Regions from separate parts of the Mus musculus genome. Here region 2 is linked to region 1. The links are chromatin contacts, found by Hi-C or POLR2A ChIA-PET in ENCODE. All regions are on one chromosome and are shown on one strand. Each heading gives the region's core, a stretch centred on a gene start or an enhancer-like site at or near the end of the contact. The rest is flanking DNA. Distances are from core to core; before and after follow the strand shown.

What was found. A loop is a pair of places that touch in the nucleus more often than their neighbours do. ChIA-PET counts read pairs that join two places held with the same protein, here RNA polymerase II (POLR2A).
Region 2: a loop to region 1 is called in a map of left cerebral cortex, with 2.8 times the contacts of the local background. The contact joins two enhancer-like sites. A Hi-C loop is called at or near these places in 1 of 37 maps with a recorded cell type or tissue (left cerebral cortex). POLR2A ChIA-PET finds 5 or more read pairs at or near these places in 1 of 5 experiments (embryonic stem cell).

What each region holds. Positions count from the first base shown.
Region 1 is chr13:110,669,839-110,675,126 of GRCm38, reverse strand. No RefSeq gene overlaps it. Among named protein-coding and RNA genes, the nearest start is that of Gm33172, 11 kb to the left of the region's middle. Within about 2 kb of position 2,370, at least 1 of the 3 ENCODE cell types and tissues checked has a DNase peak (open chromatin) inside an H3K27ac peak, as active enhancers do; it is left cerebral cortex, where a contact is called at or near this core.
Region 2 is chr13:110,739,941-110,745,228 of GRCm38, reverse strand. No RefSeq gene overlaps it. Among named protein-coding and RNA genes, the nearest start is that of Gm33172, 59 kb to the right of the region's middle. Within about 2 kb of position 3,252, at least 1 of the 3 ENCODE cell types and tissues checked has a DNase peak (open chromatin) inside an H3K27ac peak, as active enhancers do; it is left cerebral cortex, where a contact is called at or near this core.

The DNA.
Region 1 (5,288 bases), core at 1,121-3,620:
GAAAGAACAGAGTGTGAGGGGAATAAAAACACATTTGGGGGGGCATCACACAGCCTAGGTAGGCAGCTCAAGCTTGAGACCATCCCACTGCACAAGTCCAGTGCCACAAGACAGGGGTAATCAATAGCACTCCCCAAACACCCAGAGACCCCTGGAGCTTCTGAGATGAGCAAGGAAGTGGTGAGGAGTTGGAAGAGAAAGAGAAGCAGAAAGGAAGTATGCACAGTGAAGAGAGGTAGAACTGGAGACTTGAGGGAAGTAAGGAACTGTCTGATGTGAATAGCCAGCAATGCCACCTGAGTCTACGCTGAGTTCCTGACCCTTGCTACTGCGGAAGGCCATGTGTGGGTCAGTGACCCTGCAGTAGGTGGGAAGGGATTGTCTGTTATCACTAAAGACCATACAGTCATCTCTGGTCTGGGCTTCTGCATGGGGCCATCTTGGTGTGTGAAGGCTGCCCCCTTATCTGGTCCTTAATATGATATGACTGGTGTTCTCCTAAGAAGAGAGTAGTACAAAGATTACATGTACACAAAGACTGGCCATACAAGGACACAGAGAAAAAACAATACTCTTGAGTTAATTCATGAAGCTTTAGAAGAAACCACACCTACTAACCCCCCAGACTATGAGAAAACAAATTTCTGTTACTTAAATGACCCAGACTCTGGTACTATAAAATGACAACCTTGATTTACCTAAAGAAAAACATTCATGATGAAGTTAAAGCAAATTTTTTTTTTCTGAAAGAGAAAGAGATGGCCACATTACTTTTATTTTTTATTGCTTGGGTATATCATACTCATGTTCTATGAAGTTGATGTGGTCCTTATGTATAAGATTACATTGTACATGTCTCTAAATTTTACCTTTAAGGATGCTTCCACTTTTATCAGCTTTCTTTTTCACAGGAACCCCTTCAGATGATATTTTCCTCTTTATACATCAAGACATAAGATTGAGTAGAGAATGAGCTCTACAGCAAATATCTCGGAGTTTTCATATCTATACATGACTGAGAAATTAACACGTTTCTCTTCATAGCTCTGCATTCATGTAAAGGGAAACCCAGAATAAAACCAATGATATTATTGAATGCCCCTTTTAATTTCTCTATCCACAGTACTTGGTTAAGAATCTGTATCCACTTGAGGGGTACAGTAAAACATGATTTATGATCATGAAAGATTCCATGTGAAAACTATAAGATATTGTATGCATCAAAGGCACGTGGTTCAACTGTGTACATTCAGTTCTGTGTGCTGTGGAAGATTATGGCTTGAAAAAAATGCTAAGTGTAAGTTAAGGCTTAAAATTCTGCTCAGAGAATAGCATTCTCTGTGAAACTCTGTTATAACCATCTGTCAAGGCCGCAGAGCTTATGTATGAAGAAATAAGATCCTCAAATAAGCCTCAGCAAATGGGAACAGCCTCAGGGACCCTTCTACTTCAGGCTCCCATCTGCCACACTCTTCCTTGCAGCTCAGAGAGCTTAAACTTTCTTGAAATTGTTCAGAACTGTCTGTCATATCAACTCCCAGAGTCTCCTTCCAAAGACCCAAAGCATAGCTTCCATGCTTTCTTCAGTTATACTTCAGTTGTTTTTAGTTGTATTTATTGTACTAATGAGTAAAGCTGGGGTAAGGGCAAGACAATACACTCTTTAAAAAATGGTTTCTCTTCCTTTCTACCCCCTTTTCTTGATCTATTTTTTCCACTTACCTAGGCATATGTCAGCTGCAACTAAAAGTAGTAAAAAACCTTAATTTTTGTTTTTTGTTTTTTGTTTTTTTTTCATTTTCACTCTGCAGATGCCTTGACTTTTTTAGAACAGTTTTACACCGTGTAAAAGAGGGTTAACAACACTTTGAAATCCTGAGGATTGAATGGGACAGGGCAGACTCTGGCTCCTAGACAAGGACTTGGCATATGATCATAGTCACAGGTATTAGTTAAAGAAGACCCCAGTTCCAGTCAGGCTCTATTATGGCTTTCATAGACACAGTCACATGTTATTTGTGAGTTGTAGCCATAGGACTTGTTATATCTTCAGACTTATGGGGTTTGTTGTTGATGTTTTCTATCTAATCACTAACTCAAAGATTTATTCACTGCATCTTAGACACTATGTGGGCTCACTAGTATTCTCTTTCTCTCTAGACTTTGATATATGCATTAGAACATGTCACCTTTGGCCCTGGTGTTCTTTTGATATGTAAGGTTTCCTGAGTAACATGGAAGACTCATTTGTGAAAGTCTGATTGCCATTATTATATGTGCTTGGTTTTGCTTAGCTCTCAGGGTTACTTAAGTTCAACAGCTCACCATATGAGTCACCAACAGATTATGTTTTGTCACAGCAGACAAAAGTGTCATTTTTGTAAGACACACTTTTATGTGTGGCTAGGGTTCTTTCACCTTCAGGACTTGCAAATCACAATGCAAGGTTTCTCTGTTTTAATGAGCTAAAGTTCTGATCAATATTGATGCCATTCTAGGTGTTTCTAAAAAGAGAGTACAGCTTTGGCAAAAGTCTTACATTTCTTGCAACTTATCTCCCTATTCCTCTCCCTCCATAGAGTTTTGGGCTATGTCTTTGGTGCTATTGTCATGAATTTGATTTTCCATATGAGTGATTTGCCTGTATACGATGCCTGTAGAGGCTACATCCTCTGAAACTGGAGTCACACATTGTTATCTGTCACATGGGTGCCGGGACTGAAACCAAGGTCCTCTGGAAGAGCACCTGTGAATCTTAACTGCTTAGCCATCTCTCTGCAGCCCTAGGTGACATCTTTTATTTCTTGCATACTCCACTGTAGTAAATTGTGAAAGGATAAAGAAGTCTCCGTGGCCATGGAAACGCACATACATAGTCATAGGGACATGAATACATTCATAATATACTTACTTCTATGTATATCTATAATTGTATCCTGTCCTATATAGAATCCATTAATACACATTATTGGAAATGCAGTTAAAGACATTAAATTTCCTCACTTGACCAATAGCTGGTGCATTGGACAAAGCAGCTCTGATACGTCTGAGGTTCAGGAGACAAGTACATACCGTTAAAGGGCCTTCCTGGGTATCACATGGATTCCTTGAGGTAGATTCTCCTCCTTTATTCTTTGCAGATGACAGCTAGAGGTATAAACTGCCTGCTTTCTCTTTTCTAATTGCCTGCCTTTTTAGTTCCTCATTAGGCTAATCAATAGCCATGAGTGCATCTTGCTAGGGACCTAGATGCATGTATTAACTAAGATACCAAGAGCGGATCACAGAAAGAGTTGTAGGCGAGGTTCAGAAAAAAACGACCTTGCCCACACTAGAAGGTTCATTAGACCCTTACTTGAGATTTCAACACAGCGAGCCTTCATGGCCCCGACCCCGGCTGCCCACTCTCTACTCTCCAGGCACTGGCACACACCTGCCTTCTAAATCATTTGCCACTGCATCTCCAAATGGTTATTTGCTATTTAACATTTTCATTTCAAAGCCTTTTCCCTGCTCCCTACTGTTCTTCTCAGGACTTGTTCTCTTTCATATTTTTGCACTAAAAGGTCACCTTCTACTCCCTTCTCCCAGATTTCCTGCCTTCAATGCACCCAGGTGGCATTGTGTATGTGTTTAAATTATTCCCAGTCTGTGTGCATTTCCATACCATGTTTCCTATGTGATTAACTGATGCAAAGCTGAGCTTTCAATGACAGTGTACAGGTCCTGTTCTTATTGTCCCAAGTGCATTGTTACACGTGAACATGGAGAACTGCAGCTCGACTTAGAGCACCTTTCTGAAACCCACTACTGCCTCTTTATGAAAGTCCCTTTAAGGCCCTTTATGAAAGTCAGTAGTACTTTTCAACGAGAAACTCATCACTCCTGCAGTCACTTTCGAGAAGTCTTGTAAAAATCCAATTGCTCTCCCTTCTTAGTTCATGCTCACAGCTCCTAGAGGTGTATTCTTTGCCATTTTGCGTATGGAGAAACAGAAGCCCAGAATGGTTACTCAGTACTGAAGAAACAGGAAATCAGAAGGAGTTCCACAAATAGAAGCCATGTTGACGTCGTTCAGCTTGAGGGTAAAGCACGATTCCTGGGTATGAAAGAGTTTCACTCCGCCCCTTTTCTGCTAACACTGGAAGGTCTATATTTCCAAGCAACTTTAGATGTGAAAATAGGCATAACTGTGGATTCTATTTCCAGCCACATATCCAGATGGTTCTTACATTATTAGCATGGCACTGGACCTTTCTCCAGGTCAAAATAACAATAAAATAAAATAAAACAAAACAAAACAAAACAAAACACACACAAAACAACTCCTCCAGTTCAGAATCCATCAATGAACTATGGGTAACTAGGCATGGTATTCTAGATTATTGCTAAAACATTTGATAGTAGTATCAAACAGTATCTCAATGAACTGGTTAACCGAGGTCCTAATAACTTAACCAGTAAATAGAAGCTGGTCCTAGAAAATGGGATTGGAAAAATTAACAAAGCCAGTTCACTTATCCTAAGTAATTTATGCGAGTCTGTGAGGCAGTTATTTTCAGAGATCGCTCCTGGGAACACCAAGCTATCTTCCTGAAGCACTTCAGGGTATAGGAAGTCAACATCATTATCTTCAAGGTCTCTTCATTGTTTGAGTAAGCCAAACTTCTATTTTACTAGAAACTTTAAATGGAACTTCCTTTTTTAAAGTTTTCATTGGGCTTTAAACTCTCTATCATGAAAGATCAATAGCAGCTACCCCAGCATGGAAAACACATCCATTTGAGACATCATATGACCACTCAGACGACTGAGAATTTTCCTCAACATAACTCATCCTAACGCTTGAAGAAAATAGGAGGAAAAAGAAGGGCACTGTGTGGCAGGATTTTCCCTGTCCAATTTATTTAAATATTAGTGCAGAAGAAGGACTGTGATTGGACAGGAAAAAGGAGGCAGAGCTAAGAGTCGGGAGTTGGGGGAGAGAGAGAGAGAAGTCAAGATGGAGGTAGATGGACAGAAAGAAGATCCTGATCCCTTGTGGGCTTTTTGTTTGTTTGTTTGTTTTTGTTTTTGTTTTTTTGAGACAGGGTTTCTCTGTGTAGCCCTGGCTGTCCTGGAACTCATTTTGTAGACCAGGCTGGCCTCGAACTCAGAAATCTGCCTGCCTCTGCCTCTCGAGTGCTGGGATTAAAGGCATGTGCCACCACTCCCGGCTCCCTGTGTTTTTAAATAGCTACAGGTGGTTATGAATAATTATAGGGATAGAATAATTGGGATAACTTGTC
Region 2 (5,288 bases), core at 2,003-4,502, 69 kb before region 1:
TTGAATTGGAAGCATATTTAAAAATATTGATTTTGTGTGTGTGTGTGTGTGTGTGTGTGTGTGTGTGTGTGTGTGTGTGTGTGTGTTTGTGATAGCCTTGAACTCTTCCTTACAGCCCTGATACTGGATTCTCTCTTCATTTTAAATTCACACCATCTGCCAGCTGCTAGAACCCAGTACAATCCCCAGAAATCAATGCTCCTTAGGAAACAATGTGCCTATCTGGAGCTCATCTTTACTCTATTCAGAATATGTTGCAATATAAACAGCAGAGGTACAAAACATTACGACCAAATGCAACTTGATGAAGAAAGTTTATTTGGCTTACACTTCTATATCACTAGTCACCAAGAAATGAAGTCAAAACAGAAACTCAAACAGGGCAGTAACTGTAGGCAGGAGCTAATGCAAAGACTATGGAAGAATGTTTTTCACTTCCCCGTTCATTATGGCATCCTCAGCCTGCTTTCTTATAGATCAAGAGACCACAAACCCAGGGATAGCATCCCTCACAATGGGTTTAGCCCTCACCTACCAATCCCTAATTTAGAAAAGGCCCTACAGCCAGTTCTTATGGAGGCGTTTTATTAATTTAGGCTTCCTCCTCTTGGATGACTCTAGCTCATGTCAAGTTGACATAAAACTAGTCCATTCATGAGTTAGGGTTAGGGGTTAGGAGCTAGGGGTTAGGGTTAGGGTTAGGGTTAGGGTTAGGGTTAGGGTTAGGGTTTAGGGCTAGAGTTAGGGTTAGGGTTAGGGGTTAGGGTTAGGGTTAGGGTTAGGGTAGGGTTAGGGTTAGGGTTAGGGTTAGGGTAGGGTTAGGGTTAGGGTAGGGTTAGGGTTAGGGGTTAGGGTTAGGGTTAGGGTTTAGGGTTAGGGTTAGGGTTAGGGTTAGGGTTTAGGGCTAGAGTTAGGGTTAGGGTTAGGGTTAGGGTTTAGGGCTAGAGTTAGGGTTAGAGTTAGGGTTAGGGGTTAGGGTTAGGGTTAGGGTTAGCGTTAGGGTTTAGGGCTAGAGTTAGGGTTAGGGATTAGGGTTAGGGTTAGGGTTAGGGTTAGGGTTACTGAAGAACGATCAGGGTTAGGGTTAGGGTTAGGGTTAGGGTTAGGGTTAGGGTTAGGGTTAGGGTTACTTAAGGATGATCATACTTATCAGGGTTACGGTTAGGGTTAGGGTTAGGGTTAGGGTTAGGGTTAGGGTTAGAGTTACTGAAGAACGATCAGGGTTAGGGTTAGGGTTAGGGTTAGGGTTAGGGTTAGGGTTACTTAAGGATGATCATACTTATCATACTTAAGAACTATCAGGCTTGTTCTGAATGTTCTGACTGAAGCCTTCCCTATCTGTGTGGTACTTGGACAGTTGATAATACTCTACCATGGTGAGTGATTCTGAAGAGAAATGGTAAAAGATGTAAGTTAATAGCACCGCAATTTAGAAACATGGAATGATTTGGGTGTGAGGTCTCGATGGAGGCAGGTAGTGTGTTGTACAAAGTACTTTTCCAGTTCTTGCTTATATTGTAGGCTTCATTGAGTTAGTGGAAATTATTAGAGATACTGTCAACTTCCTTACCCAGCAAAGACAAATCCTTGACATTGTTACTTGAGCCGTTGTCTGAACTACCTTTTTCATTTGCTTTGTTCTAAAAGCCAAAGGTCCCTCTCATAAATTGGTGCAGTATACTGTCTAAAAGTTTCATGAACAGAATGTGGTAAGTTTCTATCTGCTGGATCTAAAATCTACTGTCATAATCATTTAAAAAATAAGTCTGTAAACACCAGAAGGTTACTCTGAGGGTTAACTATGGTGATTTGATTATTGTACTGCCTTGAAATCTATTTTTAAAGGAGACTCAGCTAACTAGCAGTGGAAGAACGCTGCCTTAGCTGTAGGACTTGTTCATAAACATACACAGGCTTTTCTCACATCGAATCTATAGCTAACTATTGCTGTAACATTTGTTTAGCCTCCCAAAGAGTTGCCCAACCTGTGGTACATTATCTAAATTTGGAAACGGGACCATAATTATACCTGTGGGTCACCTACCTCCTCTACTGAGGTTTTTTTGGAGAGGACTGTGTTAACCACAAAACCAAATGCAACCACAAAGATACTTTTCTAAGAAAAAAATTTTCTCTCCTTCCCAAACCAATTTGGTTATTTTAGATTAGTGAAAAATGGTAAGAAGCATTCCATGGTTGGTTTTAGATCAAGCCTTAACCCCCAACAGTCTATTTAAATAAGAAACAATGTGGATCATGGGATAAAATATTTGCAACAGATGACAAAAAGCATCTACATACTAAAAATATATTCACTATAAATATATATATAAACATATATATATATGACTTATATACATACATATACAGAATAAATATAAATCTTGAAATCTTGTTTGGTAAGCACTGGTTATAACATATTTATTATGTAGAAAAAGAAGCCTCAGGTTTAATCATCTGCATAACGATTTGACAAGGTAAAATTAGATGTGTCATTTATGTAAGATGCTACTTGGAACAATTACTTTTCAAACCTTCACCTTTCAAGTAGGAAAAAATCATTCTGTTCCCAAGACCCAGTGTCATGATCTCCTGCTTGTTAGCATTAACCTCGAGCAACTTTGCTCACATTTATTCTTGGAAAAGGAGAATGGAAGGAAAATAAAAAGGGAATACAGGAGTAAAGGAAAACAGAGGTGTGAGATATTCAGAGACAAATATGATAACAGTCCCAATCAAGGAAGAAATGGATTATGTTGAGCTAGGATGCAAAGGAGTTAATAACTGCTAGCATAAATACTACAGTTAGCAACAGTTGCATTGGTCCAAACAACAAAGAATTGTGGGTTTTCAGCTGAGAATTCCTAGACATGTCAGCAGACAGTAACATGTTTCAGAGTGACATCCTTCAAAAAGCTGATAGTGGGGTGCACTGTAGGAACCCAGGTGCAAAGGCCAGATGGAGCTCTGAGCTTAAGCATTCAGCTTTGCCATTTATAAACTGAGCCCGTCAGATGTGAATAAGTTCCGAACCCTGTTTTCCTTCCAAGTAAAACTCAAGACTTGAGAGTTTAATCTGCCGTCTTTGCTTTGAAAATCAAAGCCTACAGATTGTGAAGGCTGACTGGTGGCCTCTCTGCTTCCTTCTTTATATTCTTATGTAACAGCAAACTCTCCCAAAAATAGATGATACAATTTTCACATCAAAGGTACATGGCAAAATTCCTACAGATTTAAAGAATTTTCTTCCCTTGAGGAGAAACAACATTGCCAGTGGCTGTTCCCCAACAATAAAATGTGCTCAGGAGTCCTTGGCGATACAATGGGCGTGACGAGTGAAGGAGGATGCTCAGAAGCAACAGATGCTCAGGAAATCCGCAGCTTCAGTCTGTGCATTCATCGGCACAGTCCAGTGCTTTAGAAAACTAAAGTGTAAAAGCACTCTTCTAGTCAGACATTCGTTTGCTTAACCACGTTTATTGCACAAAGATTGCATGTCAAGCACAGAATCAGAAACTAAGAATGCAAAATTAGAATGACTCATCAGCACCCGAAAAGCTCTCCTCTAGTTGGTATAAGACAAGAAACCTATTGTTCCGATACTGGAATATAATGAACACTATATCAGAAATACATAGGATTTTTGGGAAGAAAAGGCAGAAGCATTTAATAAGTATATAGTGATATGACAGAGATTGGTGGAGAGAAAGTCATTATACAACTAAAATTACACCAAGTGGGAGAGGAAAGGGGCCAGCTCTTAACGGAGTCCTTTGTTTTCCTCAAGATAAAATTTTATTCTCCTTTTTGTTAAGCTTCAAGAAGGTAGAGATCAAAATGAACTATGTCTTAATCTCGTTTCATGAGCTAATGTTCTCTAGTAGTGGGTATTTCATGAAAATATTTTATTGGAAAAATTACTCAATGAAATAGCTACAGTGAATTGCTCATACTCTCAACAGAAGTGATTAATGTATAGATCAGCTAGCCTGATAGTTTCTCTTGGATGGCTTCCTACTTACTGTTCTATTGCTATGAGGAGATACCATGACAAAGGCAGCTTACTGAACAAAGCATGTTATTGGTGGCTTGCTTAGAGTTGTGAGCTAGAGCAGTACCTAACTTACATCGTTATCTGCAGGCAGGAGGCAATGTGTTTGGGTTTTGGACTACCCTCAGGGTCACCTCCTTTAACGAGGCCACACCTCATAATTCTTTGAAACAATTCAACTAAGAACCAAATATTCAAATATATGAGCTCACAAGGACCATTCTCATTTAAATCGTCCCATTCCACTTTCTGACCGGCAAAGCCTTGTAGCCATATCGTAATGCAAAATGCATTCAGTTCAACTTCAAAGGTCCCCAGAGTCTCAAACAGTCTCAAGATTGTTAAAATGCCCAAAGTCCCTTTTGAGACACAGGCATTCTCTTAACTATTATCCCTGTAAAATAAAAATTAATTAAGTTAAATTAAATTAAATTAAATTAAAAAGCAAATGACAAATTCCAATAACAATGTTACAGACTATGTGTTACCATTCCAAATGTCGAAAAGGGAACATGGTGAGAAAATACTGGTCCAGAGTGAGATGAAAGTTCAATGGCACAAACTCTAAAGCCTGACTTAGATTTCTCATACTCCTGCCGGCTTTGTTGACTGCAGCACACTTTTTCTCTCCTGGGCTTTTTCCACTTTCTGTCTGCAGCTTACCCTTGGCATGCATCCCAAGATTATAGTATCTCCGATATCCTTGAGACGCCAATGAATCTAGAAAAGATTCACCCCTGTGCCTGAAGCTGCCAAGTTCTTCTGCTGGCTTGGGATGGGCTCTGACCCTATCCTTGAATTACATTTGCGTAAGCTTTGACTTGTTCAAAGTTTTTCCTTTGCTTCACAAGCTTTTTGTTGCCCTAAGGGTGCCCCTCCCTTTATTCATTTTCCCTCAAGTTTTTCCTTAAACTCTTCTCTTTGATCTGAAGGCTTGGATCCAACAGTACATTTTCTGGTCCTCTTTTTCTTTTTTCTTAGATATTTTCTTTATATACATTTCAAATGCTATCCCGAAAGTTCCCTATATCCTCCACCCACCCTGCTCCCCTGCCCACCCACTCCCACTTCTTGGCCCTGGTGTTCCCCTGTATTGGGGCATATAAAGTTTGCAATACCAAGGGACCTCTCTTCCCAGTGATGGCTGACTAGGCCATCTTCTGCTACATATGCAGCTAGTGACATGAGCTCTGGGGGTACTGGTTAGCTCATATTTTTGTTCCACATATAGGGTTTC